Regions from separate parts of the Homo sapiens genome. Here region 2 is linked to region 1. A link is a contact called in ENCODE Hi-C or POLR2A ChIA-PET data. All regions are on one chromosome and are shown on one strand. The core of a region is the stretch at or near the end of the contact, and the rest is flanking DNA. Distances in the headings are between cores, read along the strand shown.

What was found. Hi-C counts contacts between places; a loop is a spot of excess contacts on that map. ChIA-PET counts read pairs that join two places held with the same protein, here RNA polymerase II (POLR2A). Pooled maps may share reads with other maps.
Region 2: a pooled map shows a loop between it and region 1 (8-fold over the local background). The contact joins the enhancer-like site here to the promoter of FUT4 in region 1. A Hi-C loop is called at or near these places in 1 of 168 maps with a recorded cell type or tissue (PC-3) and 8 of 50 pooled maps. POLR2A ChIA-PET finds 5 or more read pairs at or near these places in 1 of 52 experiments (H1).

What each region holds. Positions count from the first base shown.
Region 1 is chr11:94,539,620-94,547,198 of GRCh38, reverse strand. FUT4 (fucosyltransferase 4) reads right to left here and starts at 3,278. Exons shown (of 1, transcript NM_002033.4): 1 at 1-3,278. The coding sequence starts at 3,065. The coding sequence ends at 1,473. PIWIL4-AS1 (PIWIL4 antisense RNA 1) reads left to right here. Exons shown (of 5, transcript NR_135093.1): 5 at 1,353-1,867. RefSeq lists an enhancer at 1,027-1,701 and a silencer at 2,521-3,090.
Region 2 is chr11:94,872,823-94,880,401 of GRCh38, reverse strand. AMOTL1 (angiomotin like 1) reads right to left here. Exons shown (of 13, transcript NM_130847.3): 13 at 3,654-7,579. Among named protein-coding and RNA genes, the nearest start is that of CWC15, 97 kb to the left of the region's middle. RefSeq lists an enhancer at 3,467-3,978. Within about 2 kb of position 3,566, at least 15 of the 41 ENCODE cell types and tissues checked have a DNase peak (open chromatin) inside an H3K27ac peak, as active enhancers do.

The DNA of each region.
Region 1 (7,579 bases), core at 2,029-4,528:
CTAAAGAGAAGGACTTTGCCTTGTATAATTCTCTATCTTCCCTAGGGCCCCAAGCTCAGTGTCTGGCAGAGTAGGCATGTAGTGGCACCTGCTGAATATGCTGCTTACTCAGTAACTTGTCAAGTCAATGCATGTATGTTCAAGATTGGTTCCATAGCACAGTCTCAAGGGCACTAGAAATGTGAGGATATGCTATACCACTGCATTGACTGTGAGGGGAACCTGCTGGCACCAGGGAGAAGCGCAGATTTAGCCTTTAACAAGAGACAGAGTAAGTTAATAGTAGGCACTAATGTAGTTCTGAGGATCTAAACATTTAACTAAAAACTGTCAGAGATAAACAAAAACTGCCAACAACAGATATCATGAAACTTTTTTTCCTTTTGCATGATTCCATAATGTAGTGCAATACCTTTCACTGTTCTGCAGAGGGTAATGCCAGCACTCCTGCAGGACTGGCATTGCAGTTTAAATTTCAGGTCCAGTAAAGACATGAAATAAATAATTGTGTGGAAGTGACACTATGGCTTCCTTCTCTTCTGTCTGTAAACACAGACTGGTTTTCTGGGAAGAGGGAAAAAGGTTGCTTCTGCTTTATTTTCACATCTGTAATTTTAATATGATTTAAAAAATCCAGGTTATAGAAAAACATAAAGACAGAAGAAACAAATTAGGAGATGACTATTCACATTGTAAAGGGATAAATTCTCCATAGGGTTTCATTAAATACTGAACTCCCCTAAGTCAATGAATTTGGGACTTGATTTAAATGCAGCTTTTCAGGAATACATTTCTTATGTAAAGTGAGGTACACGCATGTATTCATCTTAAGTTTCCTCCAAGGACAATCCAGCACTTTGCTTCCATTCACAGGACAGGGGAACAGATAGTACTTGTGAAAGAAGTCAGCGGCCCCTCTTGGACTGCCCTCCTCACCTTTCTCAGGAGCCAAGGCTGTGAGGAATCCAAACAACAAAGTCCCACCTGCAGCCACAGTCCTTCCACTCTCCACCAACAAGGCTCCTTCTACAACCACAAATTTGCTTCACCTTGGTCCAGAAAAACGTGAATCGGGAACAGTTGTGTATGAGATTTGGAAGCTGCACGGGCCACAAATATGGCCTGTGGCAGATGGGGAAATTCAGGAAACCGCCTCAACGGCTTCTTGCCGCTAAGCTATTTCATTTCTGCACTGGTTACAAGGTGAGGAAGAACCCCCTCCTTCACCCCTAAACAATGATGCCCATCAGCAGCAAAGGGAGCCCAATTGCTAGCTGTGCAAAAAATATGGAAACCGGGCCCCCATCTCTGTGCTGAGTAATATTAATTGGTAAATCGTTTTTTTCCCATAGAGCAAAAATGGGTGTTTGAAGAACTTACTCCCATGATGCGGCAGTCAAGGAGATGCACAGTAGAGGATCAAAAAGCTGACAACTTGGCCTCCCCTGGGTCGCTTCCAGGGGAGCGCGGCTTCACCGCTCGAACCAGCTGGCCAAGTTCCGTATGCTCTTGGGCCGGTCCCCAGCCCTCTGTACAGCCTGGCACACCCGGCACCAAGGCTCGTCCCAGAAGGAGGTGATGTGGACAGCGTAGCTCCGGCGCCAGTGGAAGTAGCGGCGATAGACCGCGGGGTTGCGGTCGAGGAAAAGCAGGTACGAGGCCAGGGAGGAGGCACTTGGGAAGTCGTCCACGTGGATGAAGGCGCCGCGGGGCACAAAGCGCTCGTAGTTGGCACGGTCTGGGCCCAGCACCACCGGCACCGCCCCAGCGAGCAACGCGTTGCGCCAGAGCTTCTCGGTGATATAATCCAGGTGCTGCGAGTTCTCGAAAGCCAGGTAGAACTTGTAGCGGGCCACTGTGTGCAGGAGCCCAATTTCGGGCACCGGCTGCCCCGGCCCGCCCCGGCCGAACACGTCCACGGTCACATGTTGGCTCAGTTGGTGGTAGTAGCGGACCCGGGCCTGGCGCTCGTCCCAGTGGCTCACCACCCATGCCACCAGCCCCTGTTTCCTGGACAGTGGCGGGGCCAGGCCTGAGGGCGGGTCGCCGGGGTGGCTTCTGGGGTAGAGGTAGCCATAAGGCACAAAGACGTCCGAGTCCGCCCGGTAGGAGAGCGTCCAGTTGAAGAGGTTACTTGCCAGGCTTCGCAGCCCCGGGGAGTGCGAGGGCGACTCGAAGTTCATCCAAACCCAGCGCTGGCCCGGGGGCCTGGGGCTGGAGGTCGCCAGGGCTTCTGCCGCCGCCGCTGCCTCCTCGTAGTCCAACACGCGCAGATCCACCTCCTCGGCAGTGTGCGCCTGGATGCCCCAGGGCGGGGGCCAGTCGGGGGGCCCCTTCACGAGGTCGCGGTGGTGGAAAAGCACGGCCTGAGCCTCTCCGTAGGACGCGCGGTCGGTGAGCAGGCGGCAGCCGCTGATGTTGAAGCGCAGCCGGCAGTCAGGGGGCGGCCTCGGGGCGCTATCGCGCCCCCCGAAGGGCTCCCACCACAGCAGCACGCCCACCGGTCGCGACGGGGTTGGCGACGCCCAGGGCAGCGGCGGCAGCTGCCCCCAGCAAGCGTAGGTGATCAGCGCCGTACACGTCAAGCCGGCGGCCGCCAGCACACAGACGGTCCATGGCAGCCCCCGGCCTCGGCGCCACCCGCGCCGCCCGCCCGCCGCCGCCGTCGGCGAGCCCCACGGTGCCCCCATGGCGCGAACAGGCAGCGCTGCCTCCGCTCGCCACGCGTCCGCAGGCGTGGAGGAGCGGCACCGGCTCTCATGCTGTAGCTGCGGCTCCAGCCGTCGCTGCCGCTCGCCGCTGGCCCGGGAATGGAAGGGGGCGGTCCCAGAATGCAAAGGCCGCGGGCCCTGCCCTGCTCCTCCCAAGTGCCGGGCGGGGCGAGCCGCCAGGGCAAGGTGAGCTGGCCAGGACGCCCAACCGGGCACCGCCCGTCCCTTTCTTCCACTGCGCCCGGGGCCCAGCCGGCCCGACCAGGCCCCGGGAGCCTCCTGCGGCGCCTCCGCCCACTCCTTCTCCCAGCCCGCGCCCGAGGGCTTCCGGGCCGCGCCCCACAAGCGCCTCATCCGCTACTCTTGATTCTCTCTCAACTGATCCGGTTTCCCTCTGCGCGCGCCCACCGCCCTGGCCCTCGCTCACTGTGGCCCGAACCCTCGCCTTCCAGAGGGAAGGCCCGGTTCATCCCTGGGAAGGTACAGGAGGCTCGAGACCTTCTAAAGCAGCTGCCGCGCAGGAGCAGGCCCTAGAACAGACGGAAGGCGGACCCGGCGCCGCGGAACGGAGGATAGCGTCGGCTTCCTGCCGTTGGGCCTAGCCACCCGCCAGCGACGCCCGCCGGAGGGAGGGATTGAGGGAGGGAGGGAGTCCAGAGGCCGGGGGAACGTGCGAGCAGAGGCGCGGCCACCGCATCCGTGGCCAGGATCTCGTGGCCCGCCGAGACGGTCGAATTGTGGAGGCAGCCCGCAGCGGCGTGGCCTTCAGAGTCTCTGCATTTGGTGAAGAACTTAAGTTTTCAATGTGAGTGCTCATAAGAACATTTCCTTTGCCTGCCAGCCCAGTAAAGGATAGAGAACAAAATGTTTTCTTAGCAATCAAAACATGTTCTTTCCTTTGGTCCCCTACCAAATAAGTCTGACTTGCCGGCTCATAGTAGTATTGCTTGTACCAAGACGCACAGGACTCATAAACCAAAGATGAAGATGTGACCCCCCCAAGGCCCTTGTCGTCAAGGAATTTATTGCCTGTTCAGTGAGATGAATGAATGAATATCACTATTAATTTTACCAAGCACTTAAAAAACATTTTCTGCACCCATGAAAGTTATGCAAAATAGTTTGGATGATAAAATGATGACGAAGATAAATATTCTAGCACCCAAGTTAAGGGTGTAAAGACAGTATCGCACTGGCCTCTTCTACCTTATTAGGCGACACTGGAGACATCTACGTCTACAGTCACTTGAGAAATTTTTTACCTACGGGTTGAATTTGAATTTCTGGGTGTTCGCTTTGGTTTATGATATTCAACTTTTATTCAGGGGATTTCCAAATAGATCAGGGGCGGGGCTGCTGACCTAAGGAGAGGAGAAAGTTTTGAGAGAAGTTTTAGTAGATCACAGCTGTGCATCAGTGGAGTCCCACTGATACTAGGGGAGAAATAGACAGTGCTGGGAATGGGGCAATCCTGCCAGGTGTTTTTGATGTTATGCCTACAGAAAATAAATTTGCGTTAGCCATATGAATTTAAGAATGTTTTCATTAAAAATCAAGTATAGGCCAGGCGCGGTGGCTCACGCCTATACTCCCAGCACTTTGGGAGGCCGAGGCGGGCGGATCCCGAGGTCAGGAGATCGAGACCATCCTGGCTAACACGGTGAAACTCTGTCTCCACTAAAAATAAAAAAAAATTAGCCAGGCTTGGTGGCGGGCGCCTGTAGTCCCAGCTACTCGGGAAGCTGAGGCAGGAGAATGGCGTCAACCCAGGAGGCGGAGCTTGCAGTGAGCCCAGATCGCGCCACTGCACTCCAGCCTGGGCGACAAAGCGAGACTCCGTCTCGGAAAAAAAAAAAAAAAAATCAAGCATTGTGTGTAAAAGCTTCTATAAAAGTGGCTTCCGGGTGGCGCTCTCTGCAGGGCCACAGCCTCAGTTTGGAGACTAGATGGAGGATGTTAGGTGTTCTGGCTAGGCCCATCAACCTAGTAACATTTCCTCCTGCACAGTAAAACCTTTCATAATGCTTCTGGGGTTTTTTGTTTGTTTGAAAAACAGAAATTAGAAATCAAATATTTTATTTGAAATTAGACATTTCAGTGACTTTTTTCCACTCTTACTTTTAATTAAAAGAAAAAGCTATAAATGCACAAATTACTTGTTTAAACGAAATAAAGGAAAAAGTGTATTGGCTTCTCTTTTTATGCAATTCAAGAATCCAGCCATTTATTCACATTCTTCTCCCTCTTCAGTTAAATAAGACATCACAGATAGAGCCTAACATTGTGTCTGGCACGTGGCCGGTAGGCATTTGGGAAATATTACCCTGCTTGATTGCTTCCTTCCACCACTCCCGATTTTCTCTTAAGCCTCCGAATGTTCCAATTAAGCCATCTTTTTACCTGAAGAATGCCCGAGGTCTCATGCATATCAATTTTCTTTGTGCCCTCTTACCTCGGTAGGGTTGAGACCACAAACTGCCCCTACTATACCCTTATTTGATGTGGGAGGAGGGGATACTAGGTAGTAAGGTGTGTCTGGATGAATGGAAACCAGTCGTGACTTCGCAAATTGCTGGTTGAAGGTCATACGTGATCATTGTGCATCTCATACATGCACAAACATTCACAGGGGACTGGATTGTTCTTATTTTAAAAGAGCCATTGGTAGGGTAGAGGAGAAGGAAAGGGAGGAAAGGAGTTATGGGAAATTAATAAATTTACTCACTTGTTCATTTAACAAATTGGGAAACAAATGCAAAACACGGTTTCTACCTTCAAAAATCTACGAGAGAAACAGATAGTGGGGAGGGAAGGGATCATGGAAGGCTTTGAGGAGGTGGCTCCTGGAATAATTAGGAATCATTACAATGCAGAGGAAGAGGGCTGAGGTGTTAGTTGCCACAGAGGGAGCAGCACTGCAGAGGCCAGGGAGGGAAGACTGGGGCAGTAGGCGAGGAATTACTAGGGTATAGTTTGGCGAAGGAGATGGTGTTTATCCTGCAGGCTGTCGAGAAAGTCCTTGGAAGGCTTTAACAAAGGAAGGAAGCGATATTCATTTTTAAAATGAATTCTTATTTTTATTACGTATAAGGAGGGTGAGTATATGGATGGGGACACGGGGGGGCTGCGGAATGCTGACTGTTAATGTAGGCTCTGGTTAATGGGTGTGTTTGGTTATGGAAGTTCATCAAACTGTATGCTTACATATGTACTTTTATGGGTGGACATTATACTTTAGAAAAAAGTTTCTAAGAAAAAATCATTCTGTCATTAGTAAAGAGTGAGTTGGGTAAAAATAGGGTAAGAGTAGGGGTGTGGTGGTGTGCAGTTGGAAAGTTATTGCTGTAATTCAGATGTGAAATAAAGAGGGCCTGAACTGAGACAGTAGCTGTGAGGATGAGGAAGAAAATTAAAGGAGGATAGATTCAGAGAGATTTAGGAGGCTGGTTTCTTTCTCTGGGAAGCCTTTCTGGATACCCACAAACATATATCCAGGGTAGTTTACATGGCCCTCCTGTGCACTCTCACACATGCTGCACCTTTCAGAACATCATGGGACATCCAGAGATCATGACTGTTTCATTCATAATTCCATCCTGAACACCCACCACGGAACCAGGTTTCTAGTAGTGAATATTTGTTGAATGAATGTATGCCCTTAATGTATCACCGAAATTATCTGTTGGTATCTCTTTCCCCACTACAAAATGAGAAGACATCCGGAGATCTTGGCTATGTGAATGACTTGCTATGACCTTGAAATGTCCCTTAAGCTTTCAGTGGAAAATATTGTACATGTATTAAGCATAGTCCTGGCAACAGGCATCAGAAATGATATCAAATTAGACTGCTGTCATTGGCCAAACCTGGGATGAGTGCTCATTCTTGAAGCAATCACTGTGGTCAGGGAATGGGTACTCTCTTTAGACCCTCCTCTGGAGCTAGAATCAGTCCCATCTGAATAACAGATGTGGAATAATCTGTTATTCTTGAATAACAGTGCGGGGAGAGAAGTTACCCAAAAGAAAAAATGAGGTGGTGTTACCTGAAAAAGAGGGAAAGGATGCTAGGTGGGCAAAAACATGTCTGCTACCCATGTGGAAGGAGATATTACTATTCTTACAATGAAGAGGCTGGACTAAATGAACTCTGAATCATCTTAGATTTCGAACATGGAAGAATAGTCCATGATTCTTTTACATTTGGTAACAAATGATTCTTTGTGCATTTAAAGGCCTCTCAGTTTCCACAAAATATTGCACAGAAAGAACTAGCTTTCAGTTGCCAGCATGAAGATGAGATGGGCATGGAGAAGGGTCTTTGGACCCTGAGGGTTGCAAAAGTAGTGTAGAAGAGAGCTCCATAATTCAAGACTTAATTTATGACACTGAATGAGCAATGAACTCACAACATGCCAAAAGTGACCTATTCGGTTCCAAAATTTTATATTGGACAGAATTCTTTGGGAGCAAGAACCAGGCCAACTGTGGTTCCTAAAATTCGAACTCATTCCTTATTCTTTCTCAAGGATATAGTTCATTTGATAATAAGACCATCCTAGTTCATTTTAAAGGCTCTCCCAGTGTTACTCACCAGAGACAGATTTGATATTTCCTATGGAAGCCCCAGAATAGGTTCTGACTGCCTAGCTTTCTAGGCGGAGCCAAGCTCTGTCAGCATAAACTCCCTGAGATTCAGGCTACCCTCAAATGGGTTGTTACCCTTGGTTGGCTCTGAGATTTCTGTGTCTGAACATTGGCCTGCTAAGTATGTTTTAATTTTTTTTCCTTGAAGAGAGAAAAAGGCAGTTGAGTCCCTTCCTACATTGTGTACTTACCAGGAAATGCTGAGGGCGTCAGTGAGCAGGT
Region 2 (7,579 bases), core at 2,317-4,816, 330 kb before region 1:
GACTCATTCAGTCAACACTCAAGGGTTGACTCATTCAGTCAACACTCAAGCACCTGTGGTATGCCAGCAACTGCATTAGGTGCCTGATTCACATTAATGAAAAAACAGACATGGTACTTGCTCCATGACATCTTGCAAAGAAGAAGTTTTCAGAAGTTCAACAACTTTCTCCAGGTGACTCAGCTAATAATGGAAGAGGAGCAATTAATTTTGACCCTGGTGACGGGAAATACCTTCCTGAGAAAAGTGACATTTGAGCCTCACCTTGAAGAATGAGTTAGATTGGACAGATGGACATCGCAATCCCAGAGGCATCCCAATCCCAGGGACCCCACGGATAGGTGCAGAAATGGAAACACACAAAGTAGATTATGGACACAGTGTGGTTCCTAGAGCAACTTGAAGGTAGGGGTGGAAAGGGAAGTGGAGAGAAACTAGTCAGGGAAGAGGGCAGGGGTCAGACTGTGCAGGGCATGAATGCCACAGCTTTATCCTGAAGGCCACAGGGGGCTAATAGTGCTGTGGCAATTTCCCTCAAAAGAGTGACATTATCAGACATCCCTCTAGAAACTCGGGTTGGGGAAGAACAGTGTGGTCTGGAGGCTCTGGAGCCAGTCTATCTGGGCTTGGATCCCAGCCCTGCACTCACAAGCTCTAGGACTTTGGGCAAGAGGCTTAAATTCCCTACTTCTTAGTTTCTCCATCAGTACAATGGAACTATAATAACAGTGATTGTAAGAATTCAATGTGCTAATATGGGAAAGGCTCACGGGAGGTTGGGTGCATAATGACAATGAATCAATGTCATTATTACTCTTGTTTCTCTGGTGTCCTTGTCAAGAATAGAGTAGGATGAGACAGTAGGCAGAAGGCTACTGTAATTGTCCATGAGAGAGATGAAGTCTTGAACTAAGGCCATGGGGATGGAGAAAATAAAAGTACAGAAGCAACATGGGAGGGTGAAGTAGGCAGGAACAGGTGACCAACTAGCTAAAGGAGAGAGTGGGGGAGGAGCCCAAGGTGACTGGGGACCCTAGCAGAGATGACTGAGTAGATGGGGCAGAAGCAGAGCCATGTATATGGAAGGGAAGGCACCAAGGTTCAGGTGATCGGGAAACCAGGCATAGATGCCTGTCAGGTACAATCAAGAATTTCATTAGACTCACAGACACTTCCATTTTACACTCAGCACTCCTGGGCCACAAGTTCTGTGGCTTCACAAGGTACCTGGGGAAAACCAAGAGCAGGTCCCCAGCCCCTGTGCAGACCTGACACAGCTTCTGCCTGTTGGTCCCTTCTCCACCATGCTACCTACCAGGTGAATGTTAGTAAACAAAATCTAGCAGGTAAAGATTAAGTATACATCTCACGGACCAGAGCTACTGATCCAGACTTTCTGTCCGGTATATGACTTTGGCCGAAAAAAAAGTCACATTTCCAACAAGGGCCTCAATAATGTTTTTTCAGTTAGCCATCTGCTTACCAATTCTCTTTAGAGCGATTAAAAACAAACACAAGCAAACCATAAAAAAAAACAAAAACACACAACTAAAGTCAAAGGCAACAATTCAGTGCAGAGAGAGAACAAAAGCTTTAGAAATGAGCAGGCCTGGCTTCTACTGCAGAGCCCAAGTGCACACCTCACTTCTCTTGAGTCTGTTTCCTCATTTGACGTGCAGGGGTAATAATGTCCCATAATACCTACCTCTGGGGTTCTTAAGATGAAATATTATTCCAAAGCCAATTCAATAAAACTTAGATCCTGCCTCCCTTGCACATTCAGAGAGGCAAAACCCATCAGGACACAAAGTTAGGCACTGTTAGTTTCTAACAATAGGACTATAATTCATATTACTATACTCCAAAGCACTCAACGATGTAGTCTATGATCCTTATATTATCTGTATACACATTATGAGTCTCCAAAAACTTGGGGAGAGTTACCCTTTGATAGAACTCCACATCAGATATGGAGGGCTTCCCAGGTTCCCATAAACTCCAGATTCAATTTAAAAAATTACCTATATATCTCTCAATATTCTAAAAAGAGAGGAACTTTGAGGATGATAGACTCACCAAGAGAGGGAGTCCTGGCTCACTTGGAATGGTCTCGGGATGTCTACCTGCCAGGAACAGAGGCAGATAAAGGAAGCACATCAAAGATACCCTGTCATGCTTGATAAAAAGGCAACAGAAACAGTAAACCATAATGACATTTTTTTATGACAGAAAGCTTCTTTTATTTTGACAACACAGAACTTTAAGAAAGGAATTTCATTGCTTCTGATTTATTTCCCATTTGTGACCTAATTCCTTATCACGATGGGCCTGCGCAACTTAAAACACATTGCTATCTCTTGTGGTTCCTGAGGCCCCAGCCCAGATGTCAGAATGGAGGCCAGTGTTCCTTCAGGGCACAGACGTGTACCACTTGGAATGACTACAAAGAACTGCTGGGATTGAGAACTTCTCTCCTGGGGTGTACAAGGGGCCAAGAGAAAGGTCAGAGCTCAGGGGGTGGCTCGCATGATGTACACATGTGGGATCAGCGTGGGAAGGTGACAACTCGGAAGGGTCATACAAACCCTAAACACAAATGCAGTACTCCAGCTGTCTTCCTGGAGTCATCCTGACAGGTAGAGACTGGGGAGCTGCAAGAGTGCATCTTTACGTGAATTGAGTCATATTTGCACACGCACACAGATGGCGCTCCCTGCAGAGGAGTCCTCGGGGTAGAAGCAGGACAGACAAGAAGCCAGGCAGACAGGAGCATGAGCCTCCTGCCTCCCAGCATCCACCCAACTTGCACATGCAAGTCCCTTGACTCTGCAACAGGTAGACCTGGGTTCAAATCCCCACCCTGCCATCTTTTGCACATTACTTGCCCAGGGTTGTTTGAGTTTCAGTCTCCTGGGGTTTAAAGTGGGGATGATGACGAGGTTGTTGTGACTGAAGAAGATAATGCATATAAATCACACTGATGATTACTCGGGGGCTAGAGATGCATCCTTCACACTCCCCCAGAGCTCACATCAAGGAAGCTTTTCCTATGCTAGGGCTGGGGGTGGGTGAGGAGACAGGCTTTCGCTGAAAAGGCATGACCAGAGAATAAACAGCAGGAACCACTCTCTCTTAAACACAGTGATCCCAGGGGAGGGGCCTTCATGTGGAGATTCTCATGAGTCTTACTCTGTTCTGCTTCAGTCTCTGAGGCTCCTGGCCTGGATTTCGCCCATTTACCGTGTGACTCCTTCCCACCAAAGTCCCGCTTTCTTCTCCTGTGACCCCAAGACACTGACAAAACAGCTCCCATCTCCCATTTCCATCCTCAGGCTCAGAGAGCCATGGCTGACTCCAGGCTGCCTGGGTGAATTCCTGAGACAGAGCCAGTTTACAGTGATCATTTGCAGGCTCTGAACTAAGGAACCTCAAAAGTGGACACTCACATGTGATCAAAGTGGACACCCAGGCACACAGTCTCCCTGCGTTTCCTTTCTCCTTATTTGTCTGGAGGAGCCAGGAGTGGGCGGGCTGCAAGCTGCGATGGTCTGGATGATTCATTTCCTCCTCAGAGTCAAGAGCTGCGTGTTGGTGTCAGCGTGAGGCCCACAAGGGGGGAGCCGAGGGCCTCTGAAGCAAAACATTAAGTGGGGTACAATGAAATGAAACATTTATTGAGCATCAGTTTATAAGTTCTTTAAGGAAGAAAGGAGCAAGCGAGAGAAAAGAGTCATTTTGCCATTTTATCCATTTATTATGTACAATATTAAGGCACAAGTTTAAGCAGCAAAGGAGAGGAAAATCTTTGGCTGACCAACAGCATCAATATTTGCTGTGGGGGACAGGCAGTGTTCTTGGAATCCCCACACTGGTACACAGACCCATTTGGCTGTATGGCCATGTACATCACCCCTCAATACAGACTGGCAATATGAAGACGTCAAACGTTACAGCCAGATACCAGTCTGCTGGGAAGAGCCGGCACGAGCACGGCACACTGCCACCAAGCACAGCGACACACACACACAGAGCAGGTTGGAGGGCAGCGGCAGCAGGACAGCTGAAATCGGGTGCCCATGCTTACCACTGTTTCACAGAATTTTACACAATTCTGTAAGTGCTCATGGAGGAGGAGGCTCCCTGTTCCTCCTCAAAAGGAAAAAAAACAAAAAACAAAAAAACACCTTGATTCAAATAAAACCAATGTGGATATATTTGCTTACATTCCGTTTTGTAATAAATACTTACAGGTGTCTCTATGTGAACAGACTCCTAGGCACAATCACATGTAAACACAACACCGGGCATCCAGACTTTGGGGGCTGATACAAGAAAACGCTGTATATGTAGTTCAATATAGAGAGAGCAGTATTCTAATTCTGTGAAGAAGCAAAGTTTCATGACAAAGAAACACCCCAGTCACATCATAACATGACAATAACATGCACTAAAGTAAACACAGTTTTACAGAATACCTACCAGATGTTTATATGAATGATTATGCACTTATATCTGTAGTGTATGCAGAGATGTGAACACATAGGAGGCATGGCAAGAGAATTGATTTTTAAAAATCTGTGTGCTAATGAGGATGATCCCCCCTTGAAGTGGACACTTTGAGAGGCTCTGAGGCCAAAGACTCATTCCAAGAAATTTCTTAGGGATTTTTTTAGAAACAAAAATGGTGTAACTTACCTTAATTGCCATCTTTTTTCATCCAACTGTGCTATCAAGCACTTGAGATTATTTCCAGAACTTAAATCCATCCTCAAAGGAGGAGGATTTCTCATCTCTAAGGGTAAACCAAAGGAACATGCCAAGCCCTGAAGGCCATTCTAGTAGAAGAGTTCCCAAGATATTTTTACTTGGCAGCACTATAGTCAATGAGCACATAGTCTCCCAAAAGACACCTTTTAAGGAGGGCGGGGTGAGATGAACACTTTGATCTTCTGTATGTTAGGAAAAGAAATTCCCACAAACAACCCTATAGTCATACCTCATATGTATGCACTCACTTATACACATGTCTTTATATACCATTAAATTACTAAGTGAGAAAAGGGTATACTACTTAAGAGAAAGAGGAAAAATTGCTCATTTGTTCCAGGAGAAATTCACTACTGAAATGCTAACTTTTGCATTTCCCCAGCCGACCAATTTCTGGTAACTTCTTAATTACTTTGCCTATCTCCCATGGAGCCACACGTCAGAGGCAAACTCATTAAACAATCGTCACATCTAATGAAGACATTTTAAACACTTTAATTACTTAAACAACAAGAAAAGAAACATTTATAAAGCATATACCAAGGCTGTCTCAGGTTTTAGGATGTGGAGAAGCCAATGGTAGGCTGGATACTCTCTGGCTACTTAAAGCCTTACCCATTTAAGAACATTTGTGGGATCCCACTGACTATGGTCATGGTACTCCTTTGCTTAAGAGGAGTGCAAGATCATTCAGAGAACACAGAGAAGCATGCTCCACTTACTCCAGCGTGGACACTGGTTTTGAACCCTGGTTTTGAAAAACACATCTCTTTGCTCAGCATAACTCCCTGCAGTCAAAACATGAGCCCCCTGCCTCAAAAGCTTTTAATGCCCCAATCTATTATCCACTGCTTCTGAGGTCCGCAGCCTCACCTGAAGTCTGTGTCCCTAAGTCTCTGGGACTCAGGTCAATGGGGAGGAAGAATTTCCCATTCTCTCAGCACCTGGCATGAAGGTGCTACAGCCACTGCATCATGAGGGTGCGCACCCAGGTGAGAACAAACAAGAGTAATGACTGGCTGCTCTGCACGGGGCATTCTGAACACCTCCTTCCTGAGTAACAGAAGCACTGAATTCTCTGTTCCAGGTTCAGAACTAATTTGTTGCAACTGTTTTGGTATCCATGCCAAGCCTTGTGGAGTCAAACTCATACATGAGTTCCAAAGAGCAACCCCAGAGGACTGCACCCAGAAGGGCTCCACCACTGCCTGCTCTCCCAACGAAAGCCTGAGGAGGGCCAAGGCAGCCCCTGCCCTGCGTGCATGGTTAGAACATGCTGAACTCTGCAGTGTCACTGGCTGCCAGCCTCTGGGAGGCAGAGAAAATGCTGAGAAGAAAACGCTAAGAAAGGGTTCTGCACATGCTCTGAAAGTTTTGGAAGATAATGTGTTTTTCCTGGCAGCTTAGCTATATGGACCTGCAGACAGTAATAGTTCTCATGTACAGAGGCATCTAATTAGTGAAACTCTAGCTTCAGAGACCTGACTCCAACTTCTCCAGTTCCATATAATATCCTGGCAGCACACAGAAACTGCCAGACAACGCAGTCAAGGGTGAAGCAGAACAATGCTGGAATACCTTCCCGTGAAGCCAGGGCCTCTCCCCTTCATCCTGAGATAGGACCCTCAAGTTCTATAATCAGGCTCCACTGGGAAAGTTTGAAGTCCAGGTCTCTGGGAAGTGCAGAAATATTTTTTAGGTATAGTTTGGAGCTGTGCTTCTGGTGGAACACAATAATTTCCATCTATGCCTAGCATTTATAGGTGATTCTAGGAGTTCTGGGCTTAGTCCTATTTCTTAGGCTCTGAGATGTGTGATAGCTGTGTGTGTGTGTGTGTGTGTGTGTGTGTGTGTGTGTAGTTACACGTGCACACACACATCACAGACAGGCATAGAGACTGCCAAGATGCAGTGCCGCATGTTAGAGGCTGTACAGCCAGGGTCTATGCCCAGTGCCTCTCCAAACTTTGTTTTAAATCATCCTAGCTTCTCCTGGCTGTGAGATTTCAGGAAGGGACTTAACCTTTCTGAGCCCATTTCCTCATCAGTGAAATCAGAATAATAAACGCACCCCCTGTACTCCAGGTGGGTGGAGGACTAATTAAAAGGTATTTACCACACTGTTTGCATACAGTTGACACTAGAAAATATAGTTGCATTATTTTTCTGAAAATCTGTTTAAGATATTGTAAGCTGCCCAGAACTCAGAGCAGGTACTCAGTATATGGCCGGACTTCAGGAAAGCTCTAATGATGAAAGAATTTAGTGCCCTGGCTTGGCAGGAAATTTCCCATAGAAGAAGACATTTTAAAGCTATAGATCCTGTTCTTAAGGAAGAGTCTCAGTAGGTTAAGAGAAAAAAAATACGGTCAAAGTCCAAAATACAATGCCGTTGAAGCCCTGAAACATGGCGATGTGTCTGTTTACAATGAAAACACTTGGCAGCTCAGGGGGACCTCGAAGAGCAAGCAAGTCTGACACCTGATTGGGGCAATCAGGTGTCTGGGGCATGAAGACGAGGCTTCGGGAGAAACAGCTGGGTCTCTCACTCTAACCTATGTCTAAGGGAGGCAGCCCAAGTTTGGGGTGGCCCAGACCTGATGGTAGGGGCTGGCAGAGTTGATTTACCTTCCTATCTCTAGACATTTTCCTTTCTGGTCCATCCCCAACATAAACTGGGGTCAAAATGTCCTTAAGAGAGTTAGCTGTCATCTCCTAACTCATCTCCTATGAAATGTGGTGGGAACAGAGATTAGGAAGGGATGTCTATGCCCTCTCCCCACCCATGTCCATCCTCAACCCTTTCCCCCAT